Linked DNA regions of Homo sapiens: region 2 is linked to region 1. A link is an interaction called in ENCODE POLR2A ChIA-PET data of the cell type or tissue named here. Cell type or tissue: Panc1. All regions are shown on one strand. Each heading gives the region's core, and the rest is flanking DNA. Links, peaks and the distances in the headings are about the cores only.

Region 1 (3,572 bases), core at 1-2,500:
GTATATAGCCAAAACTTCTCTTATCAAACTCTGTTATGTAGGCATATTTATATATACATTAAAGACTGTTGTACTGTGTCTCAAAAAGTACTATGTGGCGCTTTTTTTTTGTCTATCATTGGAATAGATTGGTTTCTTCAGTTAAGTACCAGGTAGATTACCTGCCTTGCTTTAGGCCCATTTTATACTAAAAGCATGCAGGTATCTTTAAACACTAGAGACACCATAGCTAAAAGCTCATCCAGTGATTGTCATTGAGTAACTGAAACTCATCGTGGGGGTAACAGACTGAAACACGCCTTATCTCCAAATACTGTACTTGTGAGTGGAGTGGCAAATTGACTTAACACTAGTGTGTTACTCATACATGTATACATGCCAAGATCATGTAGTTGACTTTACATATGGAGTAAATGTATATTTTATAGCATTGCTATAATACTGTGTTTACCAATGGGTATTTTCAAGAGCTGTATAACTAGGCTTATGGAAATAGACATTCTTTTTCCAGTTATAGTTAGGCAGATTATGCAAAGTTCTAGAAATCTTAAGATACTATCCTTGGATAGTGGCCACCTAATCAAAGAGAGTTTTTTAAAATGTATCTAATGACATGATTTGGGATAGAATTTAGCATTGTACATTTGGTATTTTGCAAATTTGTATTTTTAACCTTAATAGGCATTGCTAAACTCAAATATGCTCCAAAGCTAAGTCAGTTGTCTCTAAAGTTAAAATTATGCAATTATGCTTGCAGTACTTACTACCTACAGAAAAAGGGAGCCTTTCTGATGTGAACTATACACTAGTTTTCTTTCACATAAATGGAAGAATTTTAAACTTTGGGTAAAGGGAAATTGTACAAGTTAAAATATTATTCTGTAGAGATGCTCTATATCATGAAGAGTTATGGGAAATCAAGGCTACATTTGCCATGCTGTTATATAAAGCAGATCTGATGTAGTTACTCAGACAAGTTGTTTCTCTTTCTTTGTGGGAAGAAAACAAAAAAAAAGTTGTATATAGCAAGTATTTAGCCTTTCATAAAGTAGTATGGAAAGTTTTCAAAACAATATAGCAGCTCTCATGGTACAGATTGTACAATGAAGCATACTTACCAAAGACTAGCCCTGGGCCTTCCTTCAAAATACTACCTAGAGCAAGCCTCCTACCCAAACAATTCCTCATGTTAAAGCTGCCCTCACATGCTATCCACTGACTCATTTTGTGACATGTCAAATTTCAACTGTTATTTAGTAGCAAAAACATACTGCAGATGAGTTAATGAGAGTGTCTCTTTATCTTTTTAGAGTGTATTTAGGATTTATCGGAAGCAGTGTGCCAGTAACAAGGTTTCAAGGTTGTTGGAAACGCCTTAAGGAAGAATTGCTTTATGTGCTTTAATGAATACATAAGAATGATGTCATTACCCTGCCAAGCATACAGTGTTTGTTTTTATACAGTCTGAATAAAACCTAGCCTCCCCACTCTCTACAATCTAGGCTATCATTACTTTGCACCCCTAATGAAGAAAGAATTAACTTTTTAAAAAATTAACTCTGCTTCTCCACCATCCAAATTATTGAAGTTTGAATTGTAGTACATTACTAATACTTGAATTTCAGTAAGTTAATTTGTTCATTAATAATTAAATATCCATTTTGTAACTGGGCAATAGGTAAAATGAAACATTAAATATTTAAATTGTCAATTTCTATGGATTGGTAGAGTACTTAAACTTATGTTATTATTAACAAATATGTATCTTAGGATGGTGACCATCAAAACCAAAGAATGCAGTTTGATAGTATGCAGTTCTGATTTTGCATCACAGGTGGAAATATTTCTGCTGCCCTTGAGCACAAAGTTCCTACTCTGGTTAATGAAGAACATTATCTGCTGATGGAGCACAATGTCCTGTGTTTGTGTAAATAAATTAAAATGATTACATACTCAAATGAGGACTAATTAAATAGAGAGCTGTTCTAATTTAAAAGCACAAATACTTTCTTGAGCACATTAGGTTCCAAAAATCGGATATTACATTTTTTTGTGAGCTTAACTAATTAGGCTTACCTTGCATGTATGAATTTGGTTTATTTCTGCAACTAGCACTAAATCTGCTGATTGCTTGCAGAGTGATTAATTATGCATTAAGGTGTTTTCAATAGCTTATCAGCACTTGTGGCACACACATGAATAAAGAAAAAAATGAGAAAACAAATAAGTACTCAGCAGAAACATTTAACATGCTTGTAAATTATACTTTTAATCTAGTTGGATGACTTTTATTTTCCTACAAACAGAAAAAATAGTTATTTTCTATTTTCCTAGTTAGAATATAACGCAAAGGAGTGTCTGTAAAATTTAATGACACGTTTGCTTTCAGTTATCAGTTTCATGGTCTGATAATATTGGAGAACTTGGTAGTCTTTAGGCAATGAATGGCACTAAAAGCCTTTTTGTTTTCTGTGTTTTAATTTTTAGTTTTCTAAATGTATAATCTTTATTTCCTTTTCTAGGTACACTGTCATCTTGATAATACCTTCACACAGCAATAAAAAGCAGATTATTGATAATCTATTTCAAAATGGATGACCCTCAGAAATATGCCAAGTAAAAGAAAAAGCCAAATACAAAAGGCCACATATCATATGATTCCATTTATATGAATATCTAGAAAAGGCCAATCTATAAAGACAAAGCAGATAAATAGTTACCAGGAGGTGGTAGTGGAGACTGACGGCAAATGAGGCAGGAGGGAACTTTTTGAGTGGTGATGGCTGCACAACTGTATGTTTACTAACTAAATTTTAAGTGTATACTAAAATAGGTGGATTTTGTGGTATGTAAATTATATGTTAATAAACTTTTTAAAAAACATGGAAAGGGGAATGGGAGGCAGAGCAACCACCAGAACATCTATGTTTCTAGAGTTCAAGAGAAGGGTTTTAGGATAGATTTTAATAAAGACAAAAATATATATAGTACCTTTTCCCAGAAGAATATTAATACTGAACAAGTGAAATTGCCCCTCTATCCCCAAATTTCATTCCCCACATAACTGCCTTTAAATAGATTAGCATACATTTTATCAGACTATACACACAGGTACCCAATTCTTCCTAGTGACTTGTGTACACATTAATACATACATGCACTTACCTTTTAAGTTTGTTTTTATTGAATTGAAATTCAATAAAATATATATAACATATAACAAAATTTACCATTTTAACCATTTTAAAGTGTACAATTCAATGTTTTTTAGCATATTCACAATGTTGTACAATCATCACCCACCACTATTTTCAGAATATTTCTATCACCCCCCACTGCCCGCAAAAATTCCCTTTATCTCTCAATTTTCCCCTTCATACCCTGGCGACTACTAATCTTTTTTCTGTCTCTGGATCTGCTTATTCTGGACATCTCATAGAAATGGAAGCATGCACTATGTGGCCTTTTGTTTCTGGCACCTTTGAGTTTACATAATGTTTTCAAAGTCTCTTGTTTTTAAACTTAGCATTCCATTATGGGGATTATTATATATGCTGAACATCGAGATTTAC
Region 2 (3,572 bases), core at 466-2,965, 890 kb after region 1:
AATGCAATAAAGAATAACCTTTTTTTAACCAAATGTGCTGTGAGAATTAGCTAAGTATGTTTTTAAAAATGAACTTGGATCCATAGGTCACATCATATACAAAAATTAACTCAAAATGGAAAAAAGACGTGAATGTAAAATCTAAAACTATAAAACTGGTGAATAAACCAATGGAGAAAATCTTTGTGACCTTGGGTTAGGCAAAAATTGCTTAGACATGACCCTAAAAACATAATTCATTTAAAAAATTGATAAACTGGACTTCATCAAAATTTAAAATATCTACTCTTCAAAAGACAATTTTATGGGAATGAAAAGACAAGCCAAAAATTGTGAGAAAAATCTTTGCAAAGCATAAACCTGATTTAAAAAAAAAAAAAAAAACCTTGTGTGTCTGGAATATGTAAAGAACTCTCAAAGCTCAAAAATAAGAAAAAAAAATCCTCACCCCACAAAAATGGGCAAAATATTTAAATAGATTCTTCACCAAGAAGAAATGCAGATAGAGAATAGACACATAAAAAGATGATCATTATTAGTCATTAGAGAAATACAAACTAAACCCAATGAGATATCACTATGTACCTATTACAACGCTAAATTTAAAAGACTGACCATACCAAGTGTTGGTGAAGATGTGGAGGAAGGGGAACTCTGATACACTACTGATGAGAATCTACAATGGTACAACTGCTATGACAAACAGTATGGTGGTTTCGTAAAAAGTTAAATATACATCTCCCATATAATCTAGACTTTCAACCTCTAGGTACTAACCCAAAAGTATTATATGTCCATGTAAAGATGTGTTCATTTGTACATGAATGTTCACAGCAGCTTTACTTACAACAGTTAAAAAGTGGACACAATAAAAACATCCATCAACAAATGAAAAGATAAATAATTTGTGGTATATTCCTACAAGGAAATACTACTCAGCAGTCAACGTGAATAATTGGTACATGCATTAACATGAATGAATCTCATAAGTACTATGCTAAGTGAAAGAAGTCAGACACAAAAGGTTTCATACTGTATGATTCCATCTATGTGATATTATGTAAATAAGGGCAAATCCATAGGAACAGAAATCACATCAGTGGTTGCCAGGTGCTGGGGGTTAGAGGAGGCAGCTGACTACAAAGGCACAGGAAAGAACTTTATAGGTTGATACCTTGATTGTGGTGGTAGTTACATACTTGACGATATATGTTTGTCAAAACTGTGAACTCTACACTAAATAGGGTGAATTTTACTGTATGTAAATTAGGTCTCAATAAATTTGAAGTTTAAAAACAAATGCAAAAAACCCTCAAACTTGCAGAATCAGAGTTCTCTGTAAGGCAATCTGCAACTTCCGTGAGCCAACAAATACTGCCTTTAGAAAAAAATCAGTAAGTCACAGACTTAGATGTCCTTCTTTAGTAAAGAACATTAAGAACTAGAAAATAGCTCAAATAAACATTCTCAGGTTACAAACTGTGACCATCACTAACATATGAAAATTCTACTTGCCAACTAAAAAACCTGGAATACCTGTCTTTTTTTTAAAGTACCACTAGCTCTGCCATACAGGTCCTTATTATTCCTCACCTGAGTCACAGCAAAAACCTTCAACTGATTGTCCTGATTGTTTTCTCACTGCACCACAAACCATCCTCACCACCGCTTTCCATTTTCTTTCTAAATCAGATCTGATCATGCAGGTCTCCCATTCAAAAGCCTCTGATGCTTTTCCATAGATTGAATAGAAAACCAAAGACATTTGGCAAGGCCCTTCTCAAATTAGTCTTAACTTACCTCTTTAGGCCTATTTTCTGTTCCATCTTCCCCAACACAAACTTTTAACTCAATATATGCAAATACACCCCAAGTTTGCATCATTGAGACCACTTGAAATTTCCAGTCGACATCTCCTCTGGTCCTCCATACCATTCAGCTCATAGAGCTACCTCTACCTGAACTGCCATTCTCTGATCTGGTTCTTTCATACACATCATCTTAGGGAAGGCTTTTCCAGGGCCCATCCCCTCCCCTGTATACCACAAGACACATCTCTTTTACAGCATCCAGCACACACATTACAGTCAATTGATTTGTCTACACTCCCTAAAGTGAGATCTTCTCACCAACAGGGCCATATACTTTTTTTTTTTTTTTGAGGCAGGGTCTCACTCTGTCACCCAGGCTGGAGTGCCATAGCACAATTTCAGCTCACTGCAACCTCCACCTCCTGGGCTCAAATGATCCTCCTGCCTCTGCCTCCCAAGTAGCTGGGACTACAGGTGCATGCCACCACTCACAGCTAATTTTTGTAGAGACAAGGTTTAATTGCCCAGGCTGGTCTTGAACTCCTGGGCTCAAGCAATCCACCCACCTCAGCCTCCGAAAGTGCTAGGTGTGAGCCACAACACCCAGCCAGGGCCATGTCTTGACCCAGCTGTTTCTCCAGGGCCTAGCACTATTCTAAGTGAATGGGTGTTTTGGTAGACCAGAGACTTGTAAATGCAGATGTTACTGAGACTTTAAGTTAAATTTTTGTTTTCTCATATCACTAAAGCAGTAAGAGCAACTATTGAGAATTGTATTAATATCATCATTTTTATATTTGTTAAGAGAACATTCTACATTTAGAAGAGAGTTCTGTGAGAAAGGAAAATAAATATTGGGGCCCCAAAATCACTAAGCTAAAGGGAAAAGTCAAGCTGGGAACTGCTTAGGGCAAACCTGCCTCTCATTCTAATCAGTCATCTCTCTGCTCACAGAGATAAATGCATATCTGATTGCCTCCTTTGGAGAGGCTAATCAGAAACTCAAAAGAATGCAACCATTTGTCTCTTATCTACCTATGACCTGGAAGCCCCCTCCCCACTTGGAGTTGTCCCACCTTTTCCAGACTGAACCAATGTTCATCTTACATGTGTTTATCGATGTCTCATGTCTCCCTAAAATGTATAAAACCAAACTGTATTCTGACCACCTTGGGCATATGTGGTCAGGACCTGCTGAGGCTGTGTCATGACAGGCCTTGGCAAAAAAATCTTTCTAAATTAACTGAGACCTGTCTCAGATATACGGGGTTCACAGCTGTGAGGGAAAAAAATCAAGAGAAATGAAATCGAAAGCCTACATGAGCAACTTATTAGTTGTGAATCCTTGGGCAATTGTTAATCTTTCTGAGTATATTTTTCATATATACAAGAAGAATATTAATATCTGTCTTCAAAGGGATAATGTAACCACCACAAGGAGATAACATAATGTCAAAAGTTTGTGAATCATACGGTCAACATAAATTTTAGTATTAACAAAGAAAAAGGTTACTATTTTTCTGGCTCACAGAGCCTACTCTGAAGAAAGAGTTTAATGCACAATGCCAGTAAACAATTTGAAAATATCTTCAAAGGCACTGGCCACGGTGACTTATAAAGCAAGGAAGCAAATATTTCTTCTGCAATGTTTAGTAATGACTTTGAAAATCTTGTGTTTGTAGTTGTTTCAATAACATTATTTAACTGTCTGAGGCACTGGAAATAGTCTGGGGCAAGGGAACATAGTCAAGTGATTTAAAA

The links. Peaks named below come from ENCODE experiments on the same cell type or tissue, not always from the same donor. Only the 100,000 strongest peaks of a DNase experiment are listed, where the experiment ranks them.
Region 2: POLR2A ChIA-PET joins it to region 1 with 6 read pairs; 1 of 35 experiments calls an interaction of 5 or more read pairs at or near these places.

Annotation. Positions count from the first base shown.
Region 1 is chr5:144,154,677-144,158,248 of GRCh38, reverse strand. YIPF5 (Yip1 domain family member 5) reads left to right here. Exons shown (of 6, transcript NM_030799.9): 6 at 1-87. Among named protein-coding and RNA genes, the nearest start is that of YIPF5, 14 kb to the left of the region's middle. In Panc1, for the core only: no CTCF peak of the experiment used is centred there; a DNase peak (open chromatin) is centred at 1,231.
Region 2 is chr5:143,263,239-143,266,810 of GRCh38, reverse strand. No RefSeq gene overlaps it. Among named protein-coding and RNA genes, the nearest start is that of ARHGAP26-IT1, 73 kb to the right of the region's middle. In Panc1, for the core only: no CTCF peak of the experiment used is centred there; no DNase peak of the experiment used is centred there; H3K27ac peaks cover 202 bases.